Regions from separate parts of the Homo sapiens genome. Here regions 2 and 3 are each linked to region 1. A link is a loop called in an ENCODE intact Hi-C map of the cell type or tissue named here. Cell type or tissue: K562. All regions are shown on one strand. Links, peaks and the distances in the headings refer to the core of each region. The heading gives the core; the rest is flanking DNA. Region 1 overlaps PCCA (propionyl-CoA carboxylase subunit alpha). Region 2 overlaps CLYBL-AS3 (CLYBL antisense RNA 3). Region 3 overlaps CLYBL-AS3 (CLYBL antisense RNA 3).

Region 1 (10,174 bases), core at 3,184-8,183:
GCTGAAAGATACAGTGTTTCTCAAATGTGCACTTGCCAGTAGACGGATATGTTAACTGTTACCGTGACGCTGAGAACTGGAGCTGCTAACTGACCCTATGCGTTTGTTCTCTGCGTAAAATGTTGTAACAGTGCTAATTACTAAGCAGCTGAATTTGTGAGAAGGTCCACAGCACTAATCTGCGCCTCAGTGTTGCCTTGCTAGTGAGAAAACGTGAGCATGTACTCAGGACACATGTACTTGATGATGAACTTCCAGGGGCACGTTTATCTGTGGATCACGGACGGTTTGACTTGTGGGACGTAACATTTGATTTCTATATGTGCGCTTTTGAGACACTCGTTTTTACCCTATTAAGAGTTGTTGAGTGCAGAACAAGACATTTTAAAAGGGAAGAGTAACATTCAGAGATTTTAAAACGGAAGCTTTTAAATTACTACTTGCTTCTGTTTATTTTTTATTTTTTGCTAGTTTTAGAAAAACAAGGAAGAATATCTCAAGTTGGAATAGTCAGATTTCAGTGTTTGGGTGATGGTGTTAAAATCGTTGTTTTAATGGTAGATGAAAATGATTCTGTTCTGTTGGATTCACATCCTGAATAAATGTTTCTACACAATTAGAGTCTATAACAGACTAAGCCAGCATAGTGGTGGTGTGGGTTTTTTGTTTTGTGTTTTTTTTGTTTTGTTTTGTTTTGTTTTGTTTTGTTTTTGTCTAAAAGAACAACTTCAAGCCTTGGGAAAGAATTTGTTTTTGCCCTGTGGATGGGTCAGAAACATCTGCTTCAGGTATAGTTTACAAGCGTTATTTATTAACCCATGAGCCGAAAACCCAGATGAGGAGCTCTGACTATTGAAAACTACACATTCCATGTTTTTATAAATGTATATTAAGATGAATTCCACATACCTATTATTTGGATTTCTGGCAGCCGGAACTTCTACAAGGAATTTGTGTTTTTAAAAAGGAATGTAAAATTAATTTTTCTTGTATCAGAGTTTTGCTGTATATGAAGAAATCCTGCTCATGGGCAGAAAGCAAAGGTTTCAAAGGAACCTCATCTCCATATGGTTTTACTCGATAATCCTTTATCCACCATCTTCAGCTCTCATTCCTTTGCTTTCTCGCCTGTGGCTACATTTCTATCTCTGCATCAATTAGCACAGTGATTTATACAACAAGCAAGCAGTTTAGAGGTAATGGTACACAATTAACATCTCATTCCACCATAAAGGGTATGCTAAATACCCCAGTCATTGCTTTCTCTGCCTGGAATTGAAATAAGTGTTTGTCCTAATTCATATGCTATCTGATGTGAAGTGGGCCTGCTTTGTACCGCACTACACCATTAATCTAATTATAGATAGCTGCAAATGAAGTGCTGTCTGAGCTGGGAGATTGAAGAAAATAGCCTTTTGTCATTTAGCATGACTCTGTGAAGCAAGATCACACTTTACAGGGCAATACTACAAAATGGAAATCTCAATAATATTGCTGCCTGTTGCATCTTTTCTAATTACAACAATATTGTAAACACAACTGGGCGCTGATATAAATAGAGCTGTAGATATGCTGTCATGTGGGTTGTAGGAGAAAGTCCTCCGAGTGCTGTTGGATTAAATGATGCATCCTGATTGACAGCTACCTTGAGACTGCACTGATGGAGTTGTCACAGCATTATGCTAACAGGCTGCTCCAGCGACTGCAGCTGTAGGAGGCTGTGGTTCGCCCTGCGCCTTAGCTGCTGCCTGTCCATGTCCGCTCCTTTGCCTGGGCTGCACCTCCAAAGGAAGGACGGCCGTAGGCTTCAATTCTGTGTATTGTCACTGTTGTGTCTTGGAGATTTGTGGTGGTGGTGGTGTAGCTCAGATATCAGGCGATTGGGCCCTGTGCAGAAGTAGAGGGAAATTATTTTGTATGGCTCCTAACCTTGCTCTGCTTTTCCTCAAGTGATAATTGTGTACCCTACAAAGAATTTAGGAGAGTAGAACGTGGTTGAATTTCAAGTCTCATTCCACTGAACTGTTTTAACTCATATCTAGTTTTTCTCTGCTTTTCAGCCACGCCAGTGTTTTTAAAGATGCATCATTTTTGCATTTCGCGCTTTCCATCACTTTAAAAACACTGACACTGTTTCTCCAGCTCTGAGTTAGGACAGTAGACCTTTAGGGGAATATTTGAGTGTTGCTCTCACTGCCACGCTGCGGAAATGAAGACAGAGCTTAATGTTGGAGACCTTTGGGGCCAGAAGGTGTAAAACCTTGACTAGGAAGAGAGCCTAATCTTTGAAGAAGTGTCTGCCTCCTTACTTAGTGAGGGGTGCATGGACAGTATTTGGCCAGTGCTTCAAGATAGCTGATGCACAGTGATTTACAGTCAAAGATAGCACCTGCCCTTGAGTTGGTATTGACTGAGATGGCCAACAGTTGAGGACATGAAAGAACATTAACAGTCAGTCAACTGTACGTGTCCTAATTGTTACTGGAAGAATGACTTATAAATGGAAACTGGAAGTGAGCCCACTTGAAGAGGAACGGAGGTTGACAGTGGCACTGGAGGCTTTGAAATCACAGCTGAAAACTGTACAGCAAACTGCAAGCGCTCACCTCGGGAGCAGCCGCAGACCTCGGGATCATTGCAACATTTAGCGCATGGGGTCTGCAGAATTACATTACTGCTACTTCTACAGGCTGTGGAAAAAAGTGGGTGGATTTAATGCTGTAAGGAGGTGCATGTACTGTACAAATACAGAAGCCTCCAGGGTGGTATTCTGTGTATCCGTGAAAGTGGAGTGTGTCTCAAAGTGGGTCATTCTTTGCTGTCTTTGGGGTGCTGATTTCTGGGGTGCAGGCATACATGCCCAGTTGCAGGATGCTTTTCTTAATGAGGTCCAGTGATAACATCCCTCTCTCACCCAGACTGTGACTAGCCGCCGCCTCCTGCTGCAGCAACCACTCTCAGCCCCCAGGCTTTCAATAGGTCCACGGAAGAGCTGCGTGTCAGTTTTAAAAACAATCCCACTGGTGTTTCTTGTCATTGTCCTGCTCTTGTGGCCTTCCTCCTGACCCTTTCATGTCAGCTGTGATTCCTTTTCTTTCTTTCTTTTAATCTTTTGGGAGAAATTTTCTTGTTAGACATGATTTCACACTGTAGAGGCCATAAAATTAATTTGCTTAGAGACCCGGGTTCGGGTCACCTTTCCGTCATTCAGTCCTTAGATAACACCTCATTCCCTCCCATTACTGTCGTGTGTGGGTTGAGGAGTCCCACCAGGCCAAGCCAGAGAGCAACTGTTCTGTTCTCACTTACGTGGTGAGCTGTTTTTCAAGAACATTTTTTTTCATTTGGCTGTGTGGTCTGGAGAACACCTTCCTAAGCCAGCGGAGTGAAGTTCCACGCACTGACCAGCCCCGAGCTCACTGGAGCGAGTCATCTTCCGGCTCCATGGCAGCCCAGCCCCACCCACAGGCAGCTGCCTGTCACCCACGCTGGCATGTTCCCTCATCCTACCCAGGCAGCGGGAAAACCTGGCTGCTTCTGGGATCCTACTACTCTGTCCTGTCCACAAGCCTTCAGAGTCTTGGATTCCTACCCTCAAACATCAACTTTGTGATTTATCTTCTTGAAAACAACCACAAAAACTTAAAATCAAAACTCTCTAAGGGAGTTTCGCACAACCCTTGAGGAATAGTTAAATGCCCACGGTGAAACCGAGCTTGTACCCCACGGTCCAGGTAGGGGCACATTCCTGAAGTCTCACAAAGCATTGGCTCTCTGTGCCCCCAAAGAATCCAGAGATGCTAGTAAATAGCAGTTTTGATCAGAAGCTTGGAAGGCCCTGGTGTACATTCTTAAATGACTTCTTTTCTGGGGCATCAAAAAGCTTTTACGGTTCTCACCAGGCAGTTCATTCTGATGGGCCCCTACGCTGCACCCTGCTTGGGCCCCATCCCGGCACGCGCCCCGTGCAGCACAGCACAGGCCAGCTGAGAGGCTGTTTTAAGAAGGCGTGTTTGTGTGGTACACTCACGGGCTCAGGACAACATCAAAGGTAATCTTAAAAAGAGAATCTCTCTCTGTCTTCTCTTTTTATATTCAGAAAGGTCATTTCTAAACCAACTATTTGCACCAAGGCCTCTCTGGAGGAGTTTACCCCGTTGTTATTTTTTACTTGCTATTACAATAAGTCACTTATCCCCCAAACAGATTTAAGAACAATAAACAAATACAAAAGGAAAAGGAACATCTCATCAGTAACAAAGACTGCATCTAAAGGCATTGAGTTTGTGATTCTTTTACATCTCTTTCCAAGCAAAGCAGGAGTCCTACAGAGAAAGGAATCTGAAAGATGAAAATTATAAAAATAGTAAAAGGATCCAGTGTTCGTCAGAATCTTGTAATTTCTGGGGAGAAATGAAGCTAAATACAGTCTTAGCGCTTCGTTCATATGCAGGCTGATCTGTGATATAACTAAACTTAGTTTTTGGAGTATATCCACTGTGGGGAAATGTGGTAAATCATATTCTCAGCGAATGAAGATACTTTTCCTGAATTTAGGCTTCATATTTTGAAGTCGAATTCTGCAAAACAAGAAAAAAATAGATCTGTGTGCTACACTGAAAACTGAACAAGGCACGTCGTAAGTCAGTCACACAGAAGGCGCAGCTCAGGGCGATACCAACTAGAAAAGTAACTTTTTTGTTGACTCTGATGCCTCTAGTGATGTTGGATTTTTTCCCCCATTGCAGACAGCACAGATAGGAAAACTGTGCAATTTGGTCCAATTATAGTCCTCTCTGTCCCTCCACACCTTCCCCCATTGATTTAATGAAGGACTTGGAGGTACAATTCACTGATAAATAGTCCCTCTGCCCAGAATGTTTATTAGACTGACAGCAGCGTGCACTCTCCTCGCTTTTTCCCTCACCACTTATGACTCAGATGAATTTTAATAGGAGCAAAAAGCTTTTATTTGCACTGTAATTTCACTTAAGGAACATATCCTTCAGAAACTGGCAGACGCTTCTATGTCTTGATTGCAAAACACACACTCAGGAGTAAAGAAACATGCAAAAGATGTTATTATTCAACCTGTCACAGTGTCGCAAATCCACTTGGAACTTAGGCCATCAAAGCTCTGCCCCCACCCTTTTCAGTAGGCCCTGTGAAGAGGCACTTAGAGATTCCCGCCGTCCCCATGCAGAATTAAAGGGGGAATTATATTTTGTTTTTGCATCCCTGCCATCATGATGCCCACAGGAGGCTTTGAGTTACAGCAGGTTTTTTGAATGAAATGGAGCTGTCTCACTGCTGCTTCTTTCTTACCCAAGAGAAATCAGACCTGGTAGGGATCCAGAACCTTCGGGTGGTGGTTCCAATTTCACCAAGAGACACTTCCTCAAACCATTTTATCTTTTTTCTGTTTGGATAGACCAAATTGTGGCTCATAGATTTATTCACGGAGAGGATAGGAATTCTCTTTTTTGAAATGTTCTGCTTCACTGAACTGCCCTAAATATGCCCGATTGTTTGAGAGCCACCTACAGAAGGTGCCATGAATATACTTGTCTGTGCGTATTTTCCATCAGTGTTTATAACATCTTGATGTTATTGTCTCTCAGTGCAGAAGGCTTTCTCATTATCTTGCATCTTTTCCTAACCATCTTGTTACATCAGAAAGACTACATAGTGCCTTTAAGAAAAGCCAACGTTTTCAGTCATGAATATAACATTTTCTGTCACTGAAAAAATGGAATTTTAAATACTATTTTGCCCAAAATGAACACTGAACCCCATTGTCTTAACTTACTGATACGTAGTGCAGCCGCTCTTGGAGGGCTGTGGGAAGCTGCAACAGCCATCTGCTGCCATCTACTGGCGCCTGTCCACATGTCACCTCCTCCATCCCCTGGGTCTGCCCAGCTCATGGGATTTTCCTTGATAGGGATAAGTTTGTAGGTGGTGAAGGGAATACAAGTAAAATTCTCAGTTTTCTTTATAACGTTTTGAGATGTTTTTCTTAAAGATACAGGATGATACTTATCAATGATTAATTTTAATAACTGGAATAGCCCTTATTTCAAGAACTTTCTGAAATAGCTCAATATATGACAGAAACAAATATATTTTGATGTGTGCAGCAATTGAGAACCATTTGAATTTAAGGCTCTTACTGTAATTTGAATTTAAAAGCTAAAAATTGATTTAGAATGAATGCTACTTTTGAGGAAAATTTCATTTAAACTCATTTATGGTTTGGTTTTGTTTTTCCCTTAAGTACAAGGTGAATATCTTAACCAGACTTGCCGCAGAATTGAACAAATTTATGCTGGAAAAAGTGACTGAGGACACAAGCAGTGTTCTGCGTTCCCCGATGCCCGGAGTGGTGGTGGCCGTCTCTGTCAAGCCTGGAGACGCGGTAAGGGCTGTGTGTGTCTCTCTGCAGGACATGCTGGTCTCCAACTTCCCCTTCCAAAGCGACGGCTAACGGCACAGCACGATTCGGCTCTTTGCAGTTCTTACTTAACCGACGCCCCCTAAACAGCAAAATCGATTGCGTGTGTTGTCGACCTGTTTCACGTTTGCATTACGTTGGTGCCAGGACCCTCAGCGCTTCCCCTCCCAAATGATCTGGGAGTGGAGCAGAAAGAAGGCCAGATGCATTCCATCATTTTGCAAATGCAGTGTTTTGGGAAGTACTTTCCTTAAAAGTGCTGCTTACTCTCTAGTATGCTGTGCTCAAAGCATCCATTGAAGTCATGCCAGGGAATAATACTCCGATGAGGAACTTTTTGCATGATTCCTGGAACAAATGTCTAATTGGGAAGAAGAGTTGAGGAAAGGTTAATTCTGCAATCTGTACAGTACCAGAGCACTTCCATTACTTGGTAAATAAAATGTAGCATCACAGTTTGAAGTTTTTCATCTTGATCTTGTGACATTAAAGCACAAATCAAAGCTATATTATTTCCTCGAGATAACTTACATGGATGAATTGATAGGATGCACACATTTTCTTAGAACATGGATAGAAATCTCTACTGATGAGCAGCAAAAGTGAAAAGAAAACAATTTAGGAGGCAACCAGATTTCCAGGTACACTTAAATACTTGCATTTTTATTCATGTGCAGGAAAATAGCATCCGGACATGACTGTCTCTCATGGATGAGGTGGTGATTCCGTTTTGTATCTCAGGTCACTGGGACTTACATTTTAGTGCCTCCTGATTTCTCAATAGTACAGATAAAATATCTGCTTAACATTGAGGAAAAAATCAGGTAGTTGGCATTGGCTTCTAGAAAAGTATTTGCAATAAATGTGAATATTAAGAAAACATGATCAGTTTTAGTTGTTTGAATGACCAGCCCTGAAACTAATATGCGAAGTTAGAAAACCGACTTAACAGCTGCTTTACCTGGTGATACAGAAATAGAACTGTCCACTTTTTCAGAAAGGCATAAAAGAGGCTACGTGGCTGTGAATTGTTGTTTGCTGTGAAAGCATTGATACTCCTGGAAGAAAGCCCTCTTTAAGACTGTCTAATGCCCACGTGTTAAGGATTTGGGAGAGGCCATAAGAAAAATTACGTGTGTGTGTGTGTGTGTGTGTGTAATGTGTGTAAAATTCAGGGGAGGACATCTTCCTTCTCCAGAGTTAGGGTCGTAAGAGGATAGTCTCGTGGCCTTGACATTAAGAATCGTTCACTTGCACGTGACATTATCAGAGCTGTCAGTGGAATCTTCTAGTGACTAGATATGTAGGTTCGTAAACAATATAAGGGTTTTGTTTTGTTTTTTTCATTTTTCTTAAGTTTTTTTTCTGGAAGGCATCTATCTAGTCTGTATACTGCCAGCCTGAGCTTTCCACTCCTAATTGTGTGGCTTTAATTATAAAATCGTGTGTGTGTGTGTGTGTGTGTGTGTGTGTGTGTGTGTGTGTGTTTCAAGTAAGTGTTTTCCTTAAATCCTTTTCTAACACCTGAATCCAAACCGGAGTGGAGGGAGGGCGGGCAGGGATGAGGGAGACCACTCCTGCCTCAAGCCTGGAGGGCAAGAGGGTGAGACTGCAGCCCTGGCCCCTCACACGGCCCTCAAGGAGGTTGCTCAGAGGCAGTAAACGGGGCGCTCCCAAGGCCAGATCAGCGCAGCCTTCTGGTTTCTTTAACAGCTGCTGGCTCCTGATCTGACTTTCCCACATACCGAAAGGGTTTGGCCTTTGTACGTTCCATTTCCTGGTTAATAATTGAATGTAGAAAAGCAAGGCATTTCGTAAATGGGAACAATGTGATATCAGTCCTTGGTTCATTGATGTAGCTCAGATATTAAAAACACCCACCAATAATTAAATGTGTGTACTCATTAAGAATGGTTTGAGAACTGTTAAAAATATGTTACGGCAGAGCAACGGGGCCTATATTTTATGCATTCCTTTAAATTCAGAGTACCTGGGGGGCACGCGTAGTGAACAGGCTCAGGACCTCGGGATCTGTCAGCTCCCTCCTAAGTTCTGTTTGCGGGGGCTGCTCAGGTGGGGCGTATACTTGCTTTTATTTGTCTTTTTTGGTACTTGCAGAACTTCCTTTCATATTCTGTGCCATTGTGTTTTGATGAAACAGCCTTTTCTCTTGAATTACTGCTTGTGAAAAATGTCCCAAACCACTAATACCGAAACCCAATGCAGCCTGAGAAGTTTCATCGTCGGCTCTTAGCGCAACTTCTATAGTTAAATTCTGCTTAGTGTAATTAAAACACAAGAAGCTTCCTTGGACCAGAGGCACGTCACTTACTTGAGGCCATTGTGAGGAAACACTACCTGTCACGTTGAAATTTTGCGGTTTTAAGTGATTTTAACACCGCGGGGCGTGTTGTGTTTTCCTCCGCACTAACAATAGCCGGGCGAGGTTCCCCTTTTATGGGTGGGAAGATAATGGAGTCAGTCTCCTTGGTGTATTTTCAAGGAAAATAAGGACCCTAAAACAACTAAGGGCCTTACAAGTATTCTGTTTTTCTTTGAAATGTTACTTTTTATCGTTTAAATTCCAGTAATCTATCATGTTTCTGTTTAGCTTAGCTGAAGTAAAACTTGACCAATCGTAGAATGGTGGGCCTGGCAATAAGTTCTAAAAAAAGTGTCACATAAATCGTAATGAACAAATCTGTTTTGTGAAGTAAACAATTTGAACACAGTTTAAAAACCTCAGGAAGAAGAGATGTGGGGTGGCCGTTGAGAAGTAGTGAATCCGCTCGGGGCGCTTGGTGTGGCAGGGCCTTGTGCACTGATTCATTTGAAACACTCAGCCTGCCCTAAACACAGAAGCTGTGTTTTATTTGAAGGGCTTCTGTAGGGTTCACACAGCAAAAGTTCCTAATAACTTTTTCAGTGTCTGTTATATACTATTTAACATTAAATGTGGCAGGTCACATTTTAAATGATTGTGTAATAGTTTTTCCGAACACGTGGAGAGAGGATGTTAATACACAGTAAAATGCAGGTAAGCAAACAAATCAATAAGAAAGTACAGTGGATTATTAAGGTCCAGAATCAGTAATATAATTTAGGAAACAACTGATAGAATAAATTTTAGTGCCTTTTTATATGCCTTCTGAAAATGTTTCTGCAGTAACTCATTTCAGTTTGAAAACTCGTTTTCTTAGACTCGTAACACTATTGTAAACTGGGAGCACTTCTGTAATCAAAGTTAGCATGACTCAGCTGTTTCAAACTTCTACCTTTATGATACTCTTGAACAGAAATGTTAGAAATATATATATTTTCAGAATAACGGTAGAATACATTTTTCCACATGTCAAATTAGACTTATAGCTGCTGAATTTATTGCATAATTTTCACTTTGACTTTGAAGTCAAATAAAGTCATGATGAGCACATTCGCTTTGTTAGCCTTTTGATATCAGAAACAAAACCACCCCATAAGATAGTCACCCAAGGAGGCATTTTAATATTGCATTTAGTTAAGATTCTTTCAAGTAATGTTCGTATTCTGCAGTCATCACAGATTTGCATCAGAAATACTCATTTAATACACCAAACAAATGAGAAACAAACCATAAGCTGCTATATACTCATCTGCATTTCTTTCTTTCTTAACAATTAGTGAAACCAGGTGAAAGAATAGATTGAAATTAAGTACCTGTTGCTGCTTTTTCTTGCGAAT
Region 2 (10,174 bases), core at 1,848-6,847, 600 kb before region 1:
AAGGTGGGAGACCCAGCAGGAGAATTCAAGAAGCATATATCAAAGTCTGCTGGTTTTTAATTTAAAAAAAAAAAAAAATACAGGGTCTCACTCTGTCGCCCAGACTGGAGTACGCCACTATGCCTGGCTAATTTTTTGTATTTTTACAGAGACAGGGTCTTGCTATGTTGCTCAGGCTGCTCTGCAACTCCTGGACTCAAGCGTTCCTCCTGCCTTGGCCTCCCAAATTGCTGGGATTGCGGGCGTGAGCCACCATGCGCAGCCCAGTTTTTAATTTTAAAAATATTTGTAGCTGAGCGAGGTGGCATGCACCTGTAGTTCCAGCTACTTTGGAGGCTGAGGCAGGAAGATTGCTTGAGCCCAGGAGTTTGAGTCCAGCCTGGGTAACATAGTAAGAACCCTGTCTTTATAAAAAATTAAATAAAATAAGATAAATATTTTTTCTTCACAAGGACATTATTATTTGAGAGAGGAAAGGAGATAAAGGAAAAAATGAGGCCTAGCAGGAGTTCAAATTCCCCAGGACCCCGGGCCCAGGACACCCTCAGCAGCTCCTTAGAGGGACTCACTTGCCTTCCCCGCAAACCTTCACCCCTTCCCACCAACCTCCAAGCCCCAGCTCTGAGGCTTAGGCTTATGAAAGTCAACTGGGAACTCTGCACAGCATTACTGACAGAGGGGTCCAAGCTATTAGCTTCTTTTTACAGATACAGACTCTAAAACAAAAAAACAAAGAAGATTATTTTTGGCCCAAGAGGCTGTCCAGCAGAACACCAGAGGCTGGCCTCCCATGGCTCAGTTCCCCAGCTTTCAGCTTTCAGTTGGAGCGCGCGCTCTCCAAAAGTCAGCATCAGCCAGGCTCGTGTAAATATTTGTTATTGCCATCTAACCGTTAGAATAGATTGTCCCTGTCTCTCATTTTGTAAATCATTTTGTTGCTCACGTAATGCAAAATAGCTTTGACTTACAAAGACAGACAGGAGTGGGAGAAGGAGAAAGATTTAGTAAAATGATCAGTCCGTAGCGTTGTAGCTCATATTTTGGCAAATAAAATGAAGACAGCACAGACCAATTTCTAAAAGAACAACCCAGTCTGAATACAACGAACCTCACCAAATCCTTTTCTAGAAAACAGCACTAAAGGTTACAGGCAAAGCCCGTGCTAGAGTAGATGCCGCTTCCTCAGAGGGAGCAAGTGCTGGGGAAGGTGGCTTGTGGCCGGGTGCGTGGGCACTCAAAGCCCAGAAGTTCAAAGGCATCGCCCAGCTGGCGGGCACCTCAGCAAATGGGGGGAATCATACCCCCCCCGCCACCCCACGGAGGGTGCAGGATGTCCTTCTGCAGCGTGTTTTCCCTAAAAGTCAACGCCGGACATTCATAGTCACTAGCCTAAGCTGGTTTCACCTGTAGGGAAAATACCAAGGAGGGAATCAGCAAGTGCCTGGTGGAGGTGCTGGCCCGACCCCCTGTGTACTGCCTTGCCTGCAAAATTATTATGCCTGCTTCTGTTTCAGTTGCATGAAGATTAAATAAAATAATTTACAGATCCATGAATTAGCTATCTTTGAAAATTATTCTGCTGGCTTTCTTTCCTCACTCTAACCTTCTTTTACATCTCCTAGTCTTGCAGAGTTTCCACAACTATAATCTGAACCTATGTTTCCTACGTGGTCATACAGTTTTTTAAAACAAAATCGGTTTTCCCATTTTCTCTTCTTACTTACCATCCATATACATACCCTCTAGTCAAAAACCAATAACAAAATCAATTGCAATATTCCATTCATTCATTCATTCAATAACTATACTTTGAATTTACTGGGAGCTAAGTGCTAGACCATTATCCCCCTTTCACTCAAGAGTTCTGTCAGCCTGGGGATTACATCAGAAATCCCAGTTTTGGCCGGGCACAGTGGCTCATGCCTGTAATTTCAGCAGACTTTGCAAGGCCAAGGCGGGCAGATCGCTTGAGGTAAGGAGTTTGAGACCAGCCTGGCCAACATGGTGAAACCCCACCTCTACTAAAAAAACAAAAGTTAGCTGGGCATGGTGGGCACCTGTAATCCCAGCTACTTGGGAGGGTGAGGCAGGAGAATCGCTTGAACCTGGGAGGCGGAGGTTTCAGTGAGCCGAGATCTCGCCACTGCACTCCAGCCTGGGCAACAGAGCGAGACTCTGTCAAAAAAAAAAAAAAAAAAAAAGGAAGTAAGAAAAGAAATCCCAGCTTTACTGGCTTTGGGTTTTTTGGTTTTGTGTGTGTGTGTGTGGTTGTTCTTGTTTTAAGGCAGGGTCTCCCTCTATTGCCCAGGATGGAGTGCAGTGGCACAATCAGAGTGGCCTCCAACACCTGGGCTTAAGTGATCCTCCCTCCTCAGCCTCCCGAGTAGCTGGGACTACAGAAACATGCCAACACTCATGGCTCTTTACTGGCTTTTGAACTAGGATTTGAAAAACCCAAGATAATCTACAAAAGAAACTTGCTGCTGAAGGTGCTTCCTTTTCCCAGCTTCACTCCCGTCCTGTGCCTCCCCACAGCCTCCTTCCAGGAAACCAGGGTAACCAGGTCCCCTCCCCAGCCCCACAGGGCTCAGGCACCCAAAGGATTTCCTCCCATGGCTCCATGGTCTCCACTAACCCTGACCAAAGATGGAGCGCTCTGCCTCCCTGTGTCTCTGCCCAAATTTGCCCACCTTTTTACTCCTAGCTGCCATCAGTTTCTATGAATAGTCATCAATTTTTTGTTTCTTTTCCCTTTTTTTTTTTTTTTTTTTTGAGACAGAGTTTCTCTCTTGACCCCTAGGCTGGAGTACAATGGTGCAATCTTGGCTCCCTGCAACCTCTGCCTTCCGAGTTCAAGCGATTCTCCCGCCACAGGCTCCCAAGTAGCTGGGATTACAGGCGTGCACCACCACGCCCAGCTAATTTTTGTATTTTTAGTAGAGATGGGGTTTCACCATGTTGGCCAGGCTGGTCTCAAACTCCTGACCTCAGGTGATCTGCCTGCCTTGGCGTCCCAAAGTGCTGGGATTACAGGTGTGAGCCACCATGCCCAGCCAATGGTCTTTCTGTAAGAAAAATTATCAACAATTTCCACAGACTTGCCATAGTTTGTGGCAAGAAAATGTAATGCCTGCTCTCGTGTAGGGCATCAAAAGTCAATGACAGGATAGGCACATCAGAAGATGATACAAGATGTAATAACAGGCTGGCTGGGCTCACCACACCCTGCTCCCCCGGGTGCCTGGCAAACATGGCAAAGCCCAGACACGGGCCCAGAGGGGAGGAGCCGGGTGCCCCAGGCTAGGCCATGAGAAGTACATTTGAGGTTATTGGTGGGTTTCCCTAAGGAGAATGAAAATCCTGGTCTCCATCCTAGACACAGGTGGGTCCTCAGGCAGTAGCTGCCATTCTGAGGGTGGAGGGCTGGACTCAGTTCCCTGTGGGGGAAGAAATTCCCCCTCTCCATCATGCTCTCTGGGGCTGCCCTCCTGGCATGATGTTCTTGAGAGAGCTCCAAAGGGCCACAGTCTAAAATGGCCACTGCTACCAGGTGTGAAGACCCCTGCAGTGGACAACCAGCGAATTCCCCTTCACCATCCCTGTACTTTTAATAATGTCATAACTGCCAAGAGTTTCCCCCAAGGACAAGGGCTATTTCCCTCCCACTCCCAGTCCCAGGGACATTCTCCTATTCAGCCAAACCTGAAGGATGGGACTATGGGTGGCCATCACCCAGCTCATTTCCCCAGCGGTTCCCTGCAGAGAATGGCCAGGTCCCACCCCCCCGATGAGCCTACTTCTCCATCACAAATCACAGAGGCCCCAGACTCATCAGGCAAATAGCCCTGGAGGTGTCACTTTCCTCCTCAGACAGGAAGAGTAGTTGGAATCCTGTCACTCACCCAAGAGAAGAAGGTCCAACGGGCAGAGGACACCAAGCTCATTCCCTTCCTCCCTCTTCATCCCCCAACCTCTCCATCTTTATCTTTCTCCCGATGGGGAGCACCTTCTACCTTCCTTCTACATCTCATCGCCTTCCTAAGTTCTAGTTCTTTCTTTTGGGTTGGCAGACACCAGAGGGCAACATAATCTCACCTACTTGCCAGTTCTCCCATTTCACCAGTAGAGGGAAGAGTTTGAGAGAACCTACATCCACCAGGAGTATGTGGAAATTATTTTGAAATATGGAATTAGCCAGAGCAATAGAATAGCTCTCTCAAAGGCATCCCGTGCCAAAGCATTCTGTTCCCGTTGGTAAATAATCTGTTATAAAACTGGTTAAATGCATATTAACTCACCAGAGCAAGACACTGGCAAAATTTCCCCCCAGGCTGTATTTTGCAAAGAAAGCACTTTCACATGATGTCAGACCTGAGATTCAACTAACACAAGTCACATATTTTCTAAGGTAGTACTGACGCTCCATCCCTCGCCCACCATTTAGTCTTTTGAGATCTGGTTATTATTTTGGTTCACAAATAGTTGGTAAGGCGTTGAGCCCTGACTGTCTCGTTGTTTTCGATACATGTCATTTCAGCAATACGGGTGCTTCCAGGGGGCATATGGGCAAGTGAAGATGAGTGGCTTAGAACTGATTATGCACTGGGTGGCAGAGTCCTTGAGACAATAGGTACCCAGGCAGCCACTGTCAATCTTGGAAGTCCGTGCAAGAGCACACCTCACCACACGCTCCCCATTCCGCCATGCATACCGAGAAAACTAGAGAAGGGTCCCTCCCGGGGAAAAATGTTTGGAAGGAGGGATACAGAAATAAAACTTGTGCCATTGACTATTTACCAAATTATTATCCTGACCAAGTTAACATCAGGACCTTTAAAAAGTAGCCAACACGGAGCCGAGCGATCTGCTCAACCATTGCAATGTGCTCGATTGTTTGGATCTAATGACCTGACCTGGATATTTTCTGCTTGGTATCCCTAGCATTTGAACCACTTCCAAAGCCAGAGGTTTATGGAGCCTTTGAATGCCCTAAGAGTCTGTGATTCTCTCCTTCTTTAGATGGACTTTTTAAATCCTAGTTGCTGAATTTATTCAAGTGAATTGGCCTTCATTTCTTCATCAACACCCTTTCTTTAATAATCTCCAACCAAGGTTCTTATCATAAGATCCAAAATTAGATGAGCATTTTGGCCAGGCATAGTGGCTCATATCTGTAATCCCAGCACTTTGGGAGGCTGAAGCGGGCAGGTCACTTAAGGCCAGGGGTTCAAGACCAGCCTGGTCAACATGGTGAAACTCCATCTCTACTAAAAATATAAAAATTAGCCAGGCATGATGGCATTGCAGGTGTGTACCTGCAATCCTAGCTACTCGGGAGGCTGAGGCATGAGAATCACTTGAACCTGGGAGGTGGAGGTTGCAGTGAGCCAAGATTACACCACTGCACTCCAGCCTGAGTGACAGAGTGAGACTCTGTCTCAAAATAAAAATAAATTAAAGAAGTAGATGAGCATTTTCATAAATCCCTTGAAACAGTGAGCACAATTGTATGTGTGTGTCACATTTGTGGGCTTTCTGGGGAGAAGGCCCATAACTTCCATCAGATTCTCAAAGGGCTCCACGACCCTGGCTTTTCACTATGTATTTCTGACGTTGACTAGACCAGAACTTCCCAGTCAGTGTGCAGGATGGGTTACAGGTGTGTGCCTGAGCTGCTGATCCCTACAGCCCTTGGGTCAGGAATGGCAGGGACTTCCAAGCTGGTCATCTCTTGCCAAGAGCCGCCCAGTTGCCATCAAATATTATTTTCTCTGTGTGCCCCACTACAGTAAACTCCTCACTTCTAACCCCTCTGGCATCTTCGTTCTCTGTGTCTCTTCCTCATCTCCACGGCCTTCATCATCCAGCGGGAAGCTTGGCATCGGCCTGGCTCCCTCTAGTGTAATCTGCACTTGGTATACTTTGTCAAGAAAGGGCAGGGGTGTGGTGGTCTCCCCTTCCTAGAAGCACCGCTACCCTCATCTTGGGGATCTGCCTCACCTGCCATATAGTGGTACAAGAGACCAGCTCATTTCATCGCCTAAATTACCCCTCTCACTCTAATCCCACATATCTGCCCGTTTTCTGTGGTAGCTATCCTTTGCCTATGTGTCTAGAAGAATCTCTATGCCAGTTCCCTACTTGGCTCCCAGCTTTGTTACAAATATTCCTCAGTGCACATTTATGCAGAGGCTTTTTCCAACTAAGACACTTAAATCTTACGCAGAATCCACGTAGAGCCAAATTCAAACACAAATATGACAAACCAGCTGGACATGGTGGCTCAAGCCTGTAATCTCAGCACTTTGGGAGGCAGAGGTGGGCAGATCACCTGAGGTCAGGAGTTCAAGACCAGCCTGGCCAACATGGCAAAACTCTGTCTCTACTAAAAATACAAAAATTAGCCATGCATGGTGGTGGTGCCTGAAATCCCAGCTACTTGGGAGGCTGAGTCAGGAGAATCACTTGAACCTGGGAGGTGGAGGTTGCAGTGAGCCAACATTGTGCCACTGCACTCCAGCCTGGGCGACAGAGCGAGACTCCGTCTCAAAAACAAACAAACAAAAACCAAATATGACAAACGGGGCAGGCAAATTCCCATGACTTCCTGACTAATAGAGCACCCCCAAAATACTGTCACCTTCCAGACCCTGCCCAACCTCCAAACACACAGAGTCCTCATGTTCCGTGACCAAACAGGCCACCCAGGGTTAGTCTGATCACCAGATGCTCAGGTTACAGCATTCTGCTCTCAGCAATTCCATAATTCTGGCAAGCTAAAAAGCATGTCACTCATTTAGAATTAATTTATGATTCAGATATGTATATGAATGACTTCAACAAAATGTTGGCAACTGTCTCCTGCACTTCAACTGTCCATATCAAAGGCTCAATCACTGAATTCTTCAGTATTCTTCTAACCCACATCACAATTTTGTGAGAAAAAACTGTCTTTCTTCATTTTTCCAGTAAACCAAGCTGATAGCCCAAAATGTCAAAGTCAGGTTTCTAAATAGCATCAAAACTTTCTTCCTTCCTTCCTGTCTGAACAACCTGATCCTAGACACAGCCCTGACCCCTCACTTTCTAGTCAATACTTCCTTTCAAAAATATCTCACTTCCAAGAGAACGAGGTTGCTGCTCAGCCATGAGGAACTATAAGCGCATGTTTCTTTTTCTTTTTTTTTTTTTTTTTGAGACAGAGTCTCGCTCTGTCTGTCGCCCAGGCTGGAGTACAGTGGTGCGATCTCGGCTCACTGCAACCTCTGCCTACCAGGTTCAAGCGATTCTCCTGCTTCAGCCTCCTGAGTAGATGGGACTACAGGTGTGCACCACCACGCCTGGCTAATTTTTTGTATTTTTAGTAGAGATGGGATTTCACCATGTTGGCCAGGCTGGTCTCGAACTCCTGACCTCGTGATCCACCTGCCTTAGCCTCCCAAAGTGCTGGGATTACAGGCGTGAGCCACCATGCCCAGCCTAAATGCATGGTTCTTAAATGTGTAAGTATAGTGTTACTAGACAGAAGGCCATGTGAAATAAGAAATGTGAGGTTGAGAAGGATGAGAAGAGAGCCCCAAGGTTTGCGAATTTCACTTTGCTACCCAGGAAAAATTACAAGCCCACAAAGACGTTTTATCTTAAAACCTACCACTAGTAACTCTAAAATAGCATTAATTTTTCTTAGAATATTTCCAACTGTCGTTAGAAAGGTCTTCCATCTGGGCGCTCCTTGAAAGCATGGCTCCTTGAAAGCAATGTCCGCGTTACGGGGCATTGGAGAATATTTAGACCAAGATGAGCGACTTCCTTCCTAATGAAACTGACAACCAGACTGAGTTCAGGATCACTTTACTCAAAGGATATAATCTCGGTAAATCCTTTAAGAAAGCAGTCATATCACGTTTTTATGTATTTTTGAAGTAGGAGGAAATGTTTGAATAAATACCTGAAAATCACTCATGTTGAAACCTATTTTTAAGCTAATATCTGGAGTTACAAAAAACGATATGATAGGATCCCCCAAATTTTAAAAATATAAAATGTTAAATTTTCTTTTCAGAACAACAAAATAATGTGTGGATTTACAAGTCGCAAATTTTTTAAAATCATTTTTTGTTGTTTTTTTTGTTTTGTTTCGTTTTTTTTGAGACGGAGTCTCGCTCTGTAGCCCGGGCTGGAGTGCAGTGGTGCCATCTCGGCTCACTGCAGGCTCCGCCTCCTGGGTTCATGCCATTCTCCTGCCTCAGCCTCCCAAGTAGCTGGGACTACAGGCGCCCGCCACCGTGCCCGGCTAATTTTTTTTTTTTTTTGGTATTTTTTTTTAGTAGAGATGGGGTTTCACCGTGTTAGCCAGGATGGCCTCGATCTCCTTGACCTCATGATCCGCCCACCTCGGCCTCCCAAAGTGCTGGGATTACAGGCGTGAGCCACCACGCCCGGCTTTAACCTTGTTTTTCTTTTTTTTTATTATTATACTTTAAGTTTTAGGGTACATGTGCACAACGTGCAGGTTAGTTACATATGTATACATGTGCCATGTTGGTGTGCTGCACCCAGTAACTCGTCATTTAACATTAGGTGTACCTCCAAATGCTATCCCTCCCCCCTCCCCCCTCCCCCCAATCTTGTTTTTCAAATATTTGCCAAGTTGAAAGAAGATGAAAGGCTGAGCTCCTGTCTGCAGCCATTATAATAGCATATTTTACTATTATTATTCCTAACCTTAAGCATGTACCAACTTTCAAGGGAGAGAGGAAAACGTTTGGGGAAAAAAAAAAAAAAATATATATATATATATATATACACACACACACACATATATATACACACATATATATATACACATATATATATATACAGTAGAGATTTGCAGGATGAAAATAAACACTTCTATAACCACACCTCGAAACCAATGTCTTATTCGAGTCATATATAATAAATATCATACTGTTTTCACTTGATTTGGATATCCAGACCCCAATTTTTCAAGGACCTGAAAAATTATGTATTAATAATACTAACAGTTAACAATATTCCTTATTTTGTCAATGGAAACCATTCGCATTGAGATGCTGGTGATGTTTGTTTTCATTTCCTATAATTTTAATGGCAAAAGTTTGTCCACAGTGTTAAGTTTCCTTCTCCTTTGGTATCTTTCGTTTACTTGAGTTTAAAAGTTTTACTTTTTACTCATGAGTTTTGTTGTTGTTGTTGTTTGTTTGTTTGCTTGTTTTTGAGATGGAGTTTCCCTTTGTCGCCCAGGCTGGAGTGCAGTGGTGCAATCTCGGCTCACTGCAACCTCCACCTCTCGGGTTCAAGCCATTCTCCTGACTCAGCCTCCTGAGGAGCTGTGATTACAGGTGCCCGCCACCACGCCTGGCTAATTTTGTATTTTCAGTAGAGACAGAGTTTCACCATGTTGGCCAGGCTGGTCTTGAACTCCTGAGCTCAGGTGATCCACCCACCTCGGCCTCCCAAAGTGTTGGGATTACAGGCATGAGCCACTGCACCTGGCCTGTTTGGCCATCTCTAAGTAAATAAGAAGTGTTTCCTACTTGACACTAACCTAAAACATTTTCCAACACTGGATTTTCCAAGCTTCATAACCATCAATTTGCAAATAAATCCCCCAACAATCCCATGAGGAAAAAGCCACAGGGACACATGGAAAATGACAGATATGGCGGGAGACTCGGCAGAACGGAGGTCTGCAGGAACCCCTGCTGATGGCTCTTCATTAGCCAACAGATTTTCCTCTTCAAACATAAATGCAGCGCAGGAAAACGAAGTTGAGAAATAATTGTGTATTGAATGGTATGGTGGGTTCCTAGACTCTGGCAGGACCCGAACCCCAGTGATGTCATGTTGTTCCTTGGTTGAGTAAGCTGCGTGTCACCTCCTCTTTGAAGCCTTCCCTGACCACCCTCCCCAGCCACTGCTTTGTGCTCCCACTGGACCCCGTGCAGCCTTCGCTTACAGAACCCGTGAACTGTCCGCACTCATTGGCTTCTATATTTGAATCCCTGGCTATAGAGCAAACACCTTGAGAGTGGCAGTGAGCGTCTCTGTCACTCCCCATCCACTGCCACTCCTGGTCGTCCTTGTAGAGAATGTTGAATGAACAGAAGCTTGGGTTCTCCAGAATCCTTGTTTTGCTCTCTAAATCCCATTT
Region 3 (10,174 bases), core at 2,234-7,233, 610 kb before region 1:
TTGGGGACATTGTAATTTTCTGATGATGCCACGAGGAGAAAAAAAATACGGGTTTGTTTTAATTGGAAGGACCTTCCGCTTTTATGATTTCGGTTTACCTTGGAAAACTGAATCTTCTGTGTTTTATTTCTTTCCTCTAGTACTAGAAAAGCAATGAATTAATTGCACAAAACAGGTTCTGAGACGGCCCGCAGGCCCCGAGCTCGTGGACGCGGCCGAGGGTCGGGTGTGACCCGCGGAGCCGCTGCCAGGCTTCCCAGCTCGTCTTCGCGGGGAGGCGGGAGGCAGGACCAGACCCCAGCATTTCAGCGTGAAAGTCTTCGCCTTTCTTTCCGCGCTGTCTTTCCCGCGGGCGGAGCGGCGTACCTGAGCGCGGTCCCCACGGAGGATCAGTGACTTTCCCAGACCCCGCGGGCGAGCCCGCGCTTGGGACCCGGCAGCTCTGCGCGGGCTGGTTTTGGAGGGGGTGGTGTTCGTTTGTTTAAATTCCAGTTGTTATTTGGCAGCATATCGCCTTCCGAGTCAGTAAGAATTGCCCACGACGTAAAGAGCGACTTGCAGGAAGGGGCCGAAGCCGTCGTTAGCGCCCGGGCGGCGGCGGCCACTCGAACCCCGTTTCCGCCAAGCGCGCTGCAACCTGCGGGGCGAGTTCGTTTTGTTTTGCCAAAATCATTTGGGGACTTCTTTGTCATTCATGCCCTTCCTTTTAAATGATTTTTATTTTTTTCCACTGTAAGTGACCGGCTGGGTTTGACTTTTGCTTCTTCCGACGGAAGGGCACCGCGAGCCGGGGTGGGCGGCCCCGCGGGCAGGAGGAGCGCGGGGTACACGCGGTGGCCGCAGACGCCGAGCCCTGCGGAGCCCCGAGGCCTCGTCGCCCGCGCCCCCGGTGCGCGCGGAGCCGGGGCCGAGGCCGGGCCAGGAGGAGTGTGGCGGCCCAGGAGGCCTGGACTGTGGGCCCTGCTCGCCCGCCCGCCGCGGGCCGCCCGGAGCCCGCGCGCCTGTCGCGCAGCCCGGCTGTAATGGTGGCAGATCAAAGGCGGCCCCGTGTCCCCGCGGAGCCCGGGACAATCCCGCGCCTTTGTGCGCTGTTGCTAGGAGCCCGAGAAACTAAGAGAAAGTGTCAGGAGCATGTTAATCAGACTCGTTACACTGTAACAATAACGTCTCTCTCGGGTCTCCCAGGCCCCAGTACCCCCGCGCACCCTGCGCGCAGGCCGGACACCTGCGCAGGGCCCTTGCGCCCGCCCTGGGGTCCCGCCGGCCCTGGGGTCCCTGCAGCCCCGAATCCGCACCCGAGCCACGCGGAACGACTAGCCCCGAGGGGCCCCGCAGGCTCCCGGTGCAGCTCCCTGGTCGTGGTCTCCTTGACCGAAGCCCCGGCCTCACACCGCCTGGCCGCGAGCCCGAGGGACGCAGGGACGATCCCGGTCCCCTGCTTTTCAGTCCTCCAGTCGAATCGCCCACTTTGTTCAATCACAGTATTCGAATCAAGAGGAAAATGAACATTCCCTTTATGGTAGCTTTTTGGTTATGAGTTTTGGCAAAACTGTTAAATCAACTTTGCCGATTTCCCTTGGGAATCCCTGGAGGCCACTCTAAGTGGTAATCCCAAGTTTAAGAAGGAAATGGGGAAATTTTGCTGAGAGTAAAGATGTCGCCGAACTTTTTGAAGGGATTTGCTTCATTCATTCATTTAGTCATTCAACAGACACCTGTTGAACCCGACTGGGTGCCAGAGGGGCCAGTCACAGGACTTATTCCAGATGAACTTTTCTTTTGAAATTAGAATGCCCTTGTGGAAGCCAAAGGAGGAGCAGAGGCCTAAAATAATGTCAAGTGTCAAAGCAAAAAGAAGTGCCATTGGCTACTACAGTGTGTGATGATAACAAGAGAGGTGCGAATTAGGAATTAAAAACGTTTGAAAAACTACAGGCCATATGCTTTGAAACCAGCCACTTTTTCCATCTTTCATCTCCCTCTCCCCTCCGGTTTTGGTGGGCAGGAGCTATGCCAGGCTGCAGTCCTCAACCCGTCAGAGGCCTGCCTGAGGTCTGAGGAGTGAGGCCAGGCCTTCTGTTTGTACACAGCCTTTCAAACGTGCAGAGAGACACACTCCATCCTGGCCCCATTCCCCCTTTGCTCATACGCAGGGAACTGGAAACCTGTCCTCAAGATTAGGGCTGAATTTGGCCAAGTTAAGGTGCTTTTCTCCCATACAAGCTCTTGTTCGAGAACAAACCCATTCTGGAAGGTATAGAAGGGGGCCAGACTTCCAGAGTCAAGCTACCCGCACCTAAGTCACAGGACAAAGCTGGCTGTCACCAGGATGGGTGTAAGACAGCCTCTCAACTCACCTGTGCCTACCATTGACTGAGGAGGAATCCCAAAACTGTGTGAGACTCCTCTGTCGGTGAAACTTTCTCTCTTTCACCGTTGCATGCAACATGTAAACATATAGAAAACTGGGTCGGGTGCAGTGACTTACGCCTGTAATCCCAGCACTTTGGGAGGCTGAGGTGGGCAGATCACTTAAGGTCAGGAGTTCAAGACCAGCCTGGCCAACATGGTGAAACCCCGTCTCTACTAAAAATACAAAAAATTAGCTGGGTGTGGTGGCGCATGCTTGTAATCCCAGCTACCCGAAAGGCTGAGGCAGGAGAATCGCTTGACCCGGGAGGCAGAGGTTGCCCAAGATCCTGCCACTGCACTCCAGCCTGGGCAACAAGGGCGAAATGCCGTCTCAAAAAAAAGAAAGAAAGAAAGAAAGAAAACTGGGCAGGTTCCCTGGGGATTGGAGCCCCAGGCCTGGAAGGAACTTTAGAGATTCCTTTCATTACATAAATAAAGGAGTTGATACGCTGAAAACTCCATCTTACAAAAAACAAGAGAGGCCGAACACTGGCTATGTGATGATGATAAAATAGCTGGCTAAAGGGGAGAGATTCAGTGACAAGAAACTGGATTTCTTTGGTTTACATAACGCCAAATAGCTGGTTTGGCTGGGTTCTGTTTTGTTTTTAAACACAGAATCAAATTTCCTTCATAATCAGACACACTAATAGAATCAAGAGAAAAATGAACATTCCATTTTAGAGAGCTTTGTGGTAGAGAGTTTCTTCCAAAGACTCCATACTCTAGGCATCTGGCTTAATGTTAAAAAGGGGCAGGGGGATGGTCTTTTGAGTTCTGTGAAAGGAAGAACGTAAAAACCAACATGAACTTCTGGCTTCGATTTTCTGGGAGAACTGTGCTGGCTAATAACCCAAACCCCCAAATGAGGACAAGGGCACATCCATTTTTCCCCATCTAATTTCCAGGGCCTGGAATTCGTGCGGTGGCTCTCGGGAGCTTCTCCCAGGCTGGCAGAAGGGAGCTCCAGCTACTGCCTGCCCCCGCCCCTGTGTACCCACATCAGTGACAGCATGGCTCTCTCAAGAGGCCCTGGCCACTGTCCACACTGATCTTTTCCGAAGCCTTTGCACAAGCTGTAACCCTCCCTCTCTATGACACCCAACAAACGCCAAAGCATTCTTTAAGACACAGCTTGAAAGCCACTCCTGAGAGATCCTCCCAGCTCCCCTAGAGACAACTTGCTGCTCTTCCCTTAGTCCTTCTGTTGCACGGATTGGACTTTCATTATAGTGGTTGTTTAGATGTGTGTGTCCCCAAAAAATAGTGTGGATGCCTTGAATATTGAACATTGTCACACATCTCTGATCCCTCTCCTGCTCTCGCCTCTCATCCCCAGCATGAGCTTGTGGAAAATGTATTCATTAAAATCAGGACCTGAGTCTCCCTCCTCCACTTAGGTTCTGATGCTGGCTCTACCACTAATGGGTTAGGTTACGTGCAGACAGAAGAAGAAGCCATTTATTCTCTCTGAACATCAGTCTCTTCAGCTACCCAAATAAAAACACCTAACTCCAAGAGTTCCTATGAGGATGTGGTAGTCAGAGAGATGCGCCACTTCCAGGATCCCCACTTGCCGGGCTGGGGAGATGCAGTCAGCAGACAGCTCCCCACCCCGCTGCCTTGCCCAAGACCCTTCCAGGGCCCCCCACCATTTTGGCCAGAGGTGGGACACACATGCCAGAGTTTCCAGTGGGGTTAGCCAAGACTTTGTTGGGTCTGCTTGGCCATTCAACTTCTCCTTCACACTAATCCTGAATTCTCCTTCCTTTCCTGGATGTTGTTCCCTGGCATCTTGCACCGTAGACTCTGTCTGAGCATCTGCTTCTAGAGCTCCTAACCTGTGGCAGAGGATTAAATGAACTACTGTATTCAAAAGCACCTGGCATATGGTGGTTGTCAGGGTTGGGGGTGGGGCAATGGGGAGTTACTGTTTAATGGGTACTGAGTTTCATTTTTGCAAGATGAAAAAAGTTCTGGAGAAGAGGAGGGCTATGGTGGCACAACGATACGAATGTACTTAATGCCACAGTGCTTAAAATTGTAAATCTTGTTTCTTATATTTTACCATAATTTTTTAAAATAATTTTTTTAAAAGAATGAATGTAAAATAAAGAGGAAAAACTAATAAATAAATACAGTATTTTTAAAGCACCTAGCATCATGCTTGGCACGTAGTAGGCATTCAGTAAAGATCAAGTGACTTCCACCCAGGGGCCAAACCTGCGCACAGTAGAGTTTGGGAATCCCACTGCGCAGAGCTGGTTGGAATATGCATTTCTACGCAGCGAACCCCATTTTCTCCTTTATTTTTATTTTTATTTATTTATTTTTTTTGAGACAGGGTCTCACTCCTTCACCCATGCTGGAGTGTAGTGGTGAGATATTGGCTCACTGCAACCTCTGCCTCCTGGGTTCAAGCAATTCTCCTGCCTCAGCCTCCTAAGTAGCTGGGATTACAGGGGCACACCACAACAACCTGCTAATTTTTGTATTTTTAGTAGAGATGGGGTTTCACCATGTTGGCCAGGCTGGACTCGAGCTCCTAACCTCAGGTGATCCACCCGCCTCGGCCTCCCAAAGTGCTGGGATTACACACATGAGCCACCTGGCCTGGCCTTCATATTTACTTTCATTACTAGATGAAGTATATGCTCTCACAGGAAAACGTGTTCAAATTCTGGGACATACCAGAAAGGGCGGCACACTCCCACAGCCACGTGCATTTTGGGGAGCTGCATTGCTCTTTTGTTGTTGTCGTTGTTATTAACAGTCTCCTAGCTCCACTGCTGGCCTATGGAAGTTTCTCTCGGTGCTGGAGATGTTCTGACTGTAAACTCTTATCTGATCATTTTGTCCCGTCCCCTGATCTTGCAGACCCTTAAGGGCTGGAGGATTATGCAGTACCAACTCCTGGCTGAAGGGGGCACCATCCACATAGAAAAAATGCAATGCTAGGGGCACCTTCTGGAGTTGTGCAACTATTGGACCTGCTAGGGGACTTGCTCAAGGTCACACTGCTGGCAAAACCAAGACTACCACTAAACTCTCCAAATTCTCTCCACTAAACCACACAGCTTCCTCCTCCCTCGAGCTCCTCAGATTCGTGCTTCCACATCAGGTTCCCCAGTTCATCAGTGCTGCAGGGTGAGCAAGCTCCAAATGTGTGTTTTGAAACAATGAGAAAAATAACAAAGCCTCCTTTTCAGCAACTGCCTCCCTCAGAGACAGTGCCTGACCCCAGCAAAGATACTCGAATTCATCACAATTCAAACAACCAGTCATCAAAAACACAGCCAGGAAGCTCTGCCACCAGGCCAGTGCCACCTCGCAATACACCTTGATGTCCCCCGGCCCCTGTAGGTCCCTGAGCACCTGCCTCCCAGACTCAACATGCCCCTGCACATTTTGCAGGATTTTCTGCTGGGGGCTGGTCTGAATGGCTGGAAAATGTCTTGGGTTGTCTGAGGGAAGAAGGCCCGGGGCAGGCATGATGTGGATGCCAGCGCCAAGGACAGAGGCTGCAGCGCCATGCTGAGCTGGCTCCCTCGACACCACCTCTTGGCCGCGGGCCTCACTCCCAAGCTCCATCCCCCATGGGCACCGTTCTTTGCATCATCTCTCCTTCCATCTAGTCCTGCTAGATTCTTCCTTCTGCCTTGTAATTTTACCTTCTCTTCCTTCCTCCCCTTACAATTCCAAAAGCAAAAATAACAAATGTAGGAAAGAAAACAACAACACGGGCAAACTATGTTTTTCTAATTCTGTGTGTGTTTTGGAGGTAAATCGAATGTCTTAGGCCATGAGCTGCTTGCAGGACATTCCGCAATCCTTCCTCGACTGTGGGCTTGGCACAGGACATTTACGGTGTCCATTTTACCAGAGAGACCCCGAGAGAGACCCCGAGTGCACAGACAGATAATACTGTACTTTGGGAATCAAAGTAGAAATGTCAGTGAGGCTGCTTAATTAGTTAGTAAATTAAATTTTGCTGCCAAAGTTGCTATTTCTTTGTTTTTGGTTTTTTGGATTTTTTTGTTTTTTTTTTTTGTTTGTTTGTTTGTTTGTTTGAGATGGAGTCTTGCTCTGTCACCCAGGCTGGAGTCCAGTGGCGCAATTTCAGCTCACTGCAACCTCCACCTCCCGGGTTTAAGTGATTCTCCTGCCTCAGCCTCCACAGTACCTCGGATTACAAGCACACGCCACCATGCCTGGCTAATTTTTGTATTTTTAGTAGAGACGGGGTTTCATCATGTTGGCCAGGCTGGTCTCGAATTCCTGACCTCAAGTGATCCACCCACCTTGGCCTCCCAAAGTCAAAGCTGCTATTCCCAATATCCTGCCTTTGATCATGCTGTCTTAATGCAAAGCCAACATTCAGCTTTTATGTAAGTCATAAGGAAGATGATGATCTGCAAATTGGTGATTGAAACTCATTTGAGAGCCTAGAGTGATGCTTAGAAATGAGAAAGTTTAACTTCACATCAAGTTTACATGTACATACAAACTCATAAAGTGTACCTTTTATAACAGTATAAACTCATAAAATGTAATTTCTATCCTATTCTTAACCTTATTCCTTTTGGGGGAGATATTACCAGAAAGGTAACAACAAATGATTAGTATAAAAACAGATATTTTCAAATTATGAGAAACATTCCATTTTAGGTTATAAGAATGTGACCCAAGATGATAATTTTCATAATTTTGCCTCATAAAAGCGTTTTTAAAATATGATCAGTCTTTGTGTCATATAAGGAATTTTAAATTGTCAAATATATGAGAATACTTAAGGTAAATGTTTTCAAAATAAATAGCCAATGAATGGGCTATGAATTTGCATGCACACTGCCTATGAAAATCAGCATATTTTAAACTGGTTTGTTCAGAGGGCGCCACTGGCCTTTTTTCTCTTCCTTCTCAAAGGGCATATGTGTTAGATTAGTGCTCAGAAAAGAGAACATGTTTTCATAGCCTCCAGTGTAGCGTTTATAAAAATTGTGATGATTTTAGGACTGCACCTTCATTTTTTGAATTTTCAAAACTTGTCCCTTTTTACTTTTATTTTCTTTCAACAAAACGAAGACCTAAGAACCCCTTTAAGAAATGTTATCCATTCCCACAGAGTCCCAGTTTGTTGACCTTCAGGCCACAGAGTAAAACCTTCCTTTTAAGTGAAGCATTCCCCATTGGGAAGCACTCCAGCTTTTTCTTTTTATGAGGAACTTTAACTGCTGGACTTAATTTAATTATTGTATTTTGTACATACTCCCAGAAGCCCCAGGGCATGAGCTTTACTTTTTTCAAAACTTTCAAATAAATATCTTTTAGGATCGCACATTTCTGATGGCAGTGTTCCGTCTTTGACTTGTATTTCTAATCCAAATACTGAACTTGGATCTTTCTATTTCCTGTGACCTATCAATGGACGGGTTTCAACCATAGCATCACTTTGCCACAGACCGTCTTCATGAGCAGACATAGGCATGCAGTCATTTGAGTTCTTAGTGCAGGAGCCTCGATTTCATAACAAGAAAATAAAAACCATCTCCAAAGTTGAACTACATTTTAAAACCTGGCTAGTTCTGGAGACATGGTCTTCAATAAGGAGGGTTGCTAGGCAGACATTGCCATGAAATCAGGAGCCTGCTGGCCCCATGGCCGCAGTCTGCCACCATCTGTCTTTAAAGTTCCTTGAAGGTGCTCCCCCAGCACTGGCTACTCCTCCCCCATCCCAGCAGAGGCTCATTGCAAACACACTGGCACACACACACGCACGCACACTGACACACACATACACTCACACACTCGCACACGCACACACACATGCACACAGGGAATTGTCATCCTTAGCAAATAGCAAAAAGTCAGTATCTCTATTTCTTATCTCTCTCTATCCGTAAACATTTCTTTTTGATCCTTTCGATTTCCATGATTTCCACCTGGAAATTAAAAACTTTGACATCTTGACTCTTAAAGGTGAAAAATAAATTTGTTTTGGATAACTGGCTTAAAACTCACTTAGGAATATAAAAATGTGAAGCAAACACAACTTTTCTAAATTCGTAAGATCTGCCCAAAATACTCCGTGAGGTTCGCGTCCCGTATGAAGCAAGTTTAATTTGTGGACTTCCATGAAATCTGAATTTAGGAAGAAGATGTTTTTAAGTAGCATTATCTGCAAAATGAATCTGATTTCCTTACTTACTTTTGTTTAAAAATTTAAATTACAGTCTGAGCAGCAAAGCAAGACCCCATCTCTACAAAATAAAATTAAATTTAAGAAAATTAGGCTGGCATGGTGGCACACATCTGTGGTCCCAGCTACTCAGGAGGCTGATGCGGGAGGAGCACTTGAGCCCAAGAGTTCAAGGCTGCAGTGAGCTGTGATCGTGCCACTGCACTCCAGCCTGGATGACAGAGTGAGACCCCTCTCTTAAAAAAAAAAACAAAAACAAAAAAACCCCACACCTTTTTAATTATAAAAAGCACAGCATTTTGTTGCCAAAGAAGGACTTAGAGGTCACCTAAGCCAATGGACTGGATCTTGGCTGATATTAGAATTATTTCTTGGGCTTTTAGTAAATACTAATATCTGGGCCCCACCCCAAACTAATTCAATCAGACTCTAGTCTAACCCCTCATTTTGCAGATTAAAAAGAGAAACAGCCAGACAGAACTCCCAGACCTCGAAAGGCGAAATGTGGCCCCTTCCATTTGCAGTCAAAGGGACAACATTGTAACATGATTTGGGAATTCCTGGCTATGCTAAACTTTAAAAAGCAAAGTTCAAACCAGTTTCCATAATTATGTTTGGGTCTCATGAATTGATTTGATAAGGAAGAGTTGATTGATTCCTCACACATGACCTAATTTCTAATTTTATACACATTCACATCCCTGAATGATTGCAGAAGAGGCTGAAATAGCCATCATGTTGAAATGTCTCATGCTATAATTTTCGAAATCAGCCACACGTGTATGGATGGCTGTCCTATAAATGTCACCTAAAAGAAATGTGTGGCCTCTAAAATGGCAGCGTCGTGCTTCAAACTAATATTCCATAATTTAATTTTTCTCATATATACTTAAAGCATATAAGTAAAAAGCAGTATTTTTCCCAGTGTCAGCTCAAAACTGTACAGTTTTTATGAAAATGAAGGCAAAGACGTCAAGTAACAGCTCAGCCAAGTGAGTCCCACAGCCCCGCAAGGCAGAGGTGAGCGTAGCTGCCCTCCCTGGGGGTCTCAAGAGAGCAAAAGAGGCCCTGAAAGGGCAGCCTCCCTCTTGTAAGAAGCTCAACTGGGAGCTCAGCGGGCTTTGAGCCATCTTTGCAGAGACAGCTTTTCCCACCCTGCCTCCCCCAGAACAGTACACCTCCCCCACCTTTTCTGCTCCCCCACATCTGCCTCCTTTGCCTCTTTCCCCACAGGGCTGGCCTGCTCACAGGTCTCAGAGGGAAAGGGGGTGCTTCACACTGGAGGGTCTGGTCCTAGGCCATTCTCTCCAGCCGAGGACCTCCTGGGAGAGATCCAGAAAGCTTTGATCACAACTATCTGCCTTGGGCTAAAAGACCTCTGGTTGGTCACTCCTCTAGGATCTTAATAAGGCCAGGACCTAGGATCACAGATGCATACCTGTTTTTCTTTTTTTTTAATAAAGGGAATGCTGAGCTGCAATGACCATTACTGTAGAGTTACAACAAGAGGGTAAAGTTCATACATGGCGACCTGTGTCAAATCCGTCCATTGATCTGCCCTCC

The links. A loop is a pair of places that touch in the nucleus more often than their neighbours do. Peaks named below come from ENCODE experiments on the same cell type or tissue, not always from the same donor. Only the 100,000 strongest peaks of a DNase experiment are listed, where the experiment ranks them.
Region 2: it touches region 1 in a loop (12-fold over the local background); 83 of 110 quality-filtered maps call a loop at or near these places.
Region 3: it touches region 1 in a loop (10-fold over the local background); 81 of 110 quality-filtered maps call a loop at or near these places.

Annotation. Positions count from the first base shown.
Region 1 is chr13:100,509,150-100,519,323 of GRCh38, forward strand. It overlaps PCCA (propionyl-CoA carboxylase subunit alpha), which reads left to right. Exons shown (of 24, transcript NM_000282.4): 22 at 6,278-6,418. Among named protein-coding and RNA genes, the nearest start is that of PCCA-AS1, 33 kb to the left of the region's middle. RefSeq lists enhancers at 140-758, 759-1,377, 1,378-1,995, 7,913-8,637, 8,086-8,380 and 1 more and a silencer at 8,086-8,380. In K562, for the core only: a CTCF peak has its summit at 5,869 (motif pointing left); a DNase peak (open chromatin) is centred at 5,892; H3K27me3 peaks cover 345 bases.
Region 2 is chr13:99,912,588-99,922,761 of GRCh38, forward strand. The region is part of intron 1 of CLYBL-AS3 (CLYBL antisense RNA 3); the gene reads right to left. Among named protein-coding and RNA genes, the nearest start is that of CLYBL-AS3, 39 kb to the right of the region's middle. RefSeq lists enhancers at 782-1,283, 1,284-1,783. In K562, for the core only: a CTCF peak has its summit at 4,104 (motif pointing right); a DNase peak (open chromatin) is centred at 4,114; H3K27me3 peaks cover 1,311 bases.
Region 3 is chr13:99,895,196-99,905,369 of GRCh38, forward strand. The region is part of intron 1 of CLYBL-AS3 (CLYBL antisense RNA 3); the gene reads right to left. It also overlaps a transcript of CLYBL not described here. Among named protein-coding and RNA genes, the nearest start is that of CLYBL-AS3, 57 kb to the right of the region's middle. RefSeq lists enhancers at 1-243, 244-743, 5,367-5,943, 9,253-9,753. In K562, for the core only: a CTCF peak has its summit at 5,329 (motif pointing right); a DNase peak (open chromatin) is centred at 5,306; H3K27me3 peaks cover 1,476 bases.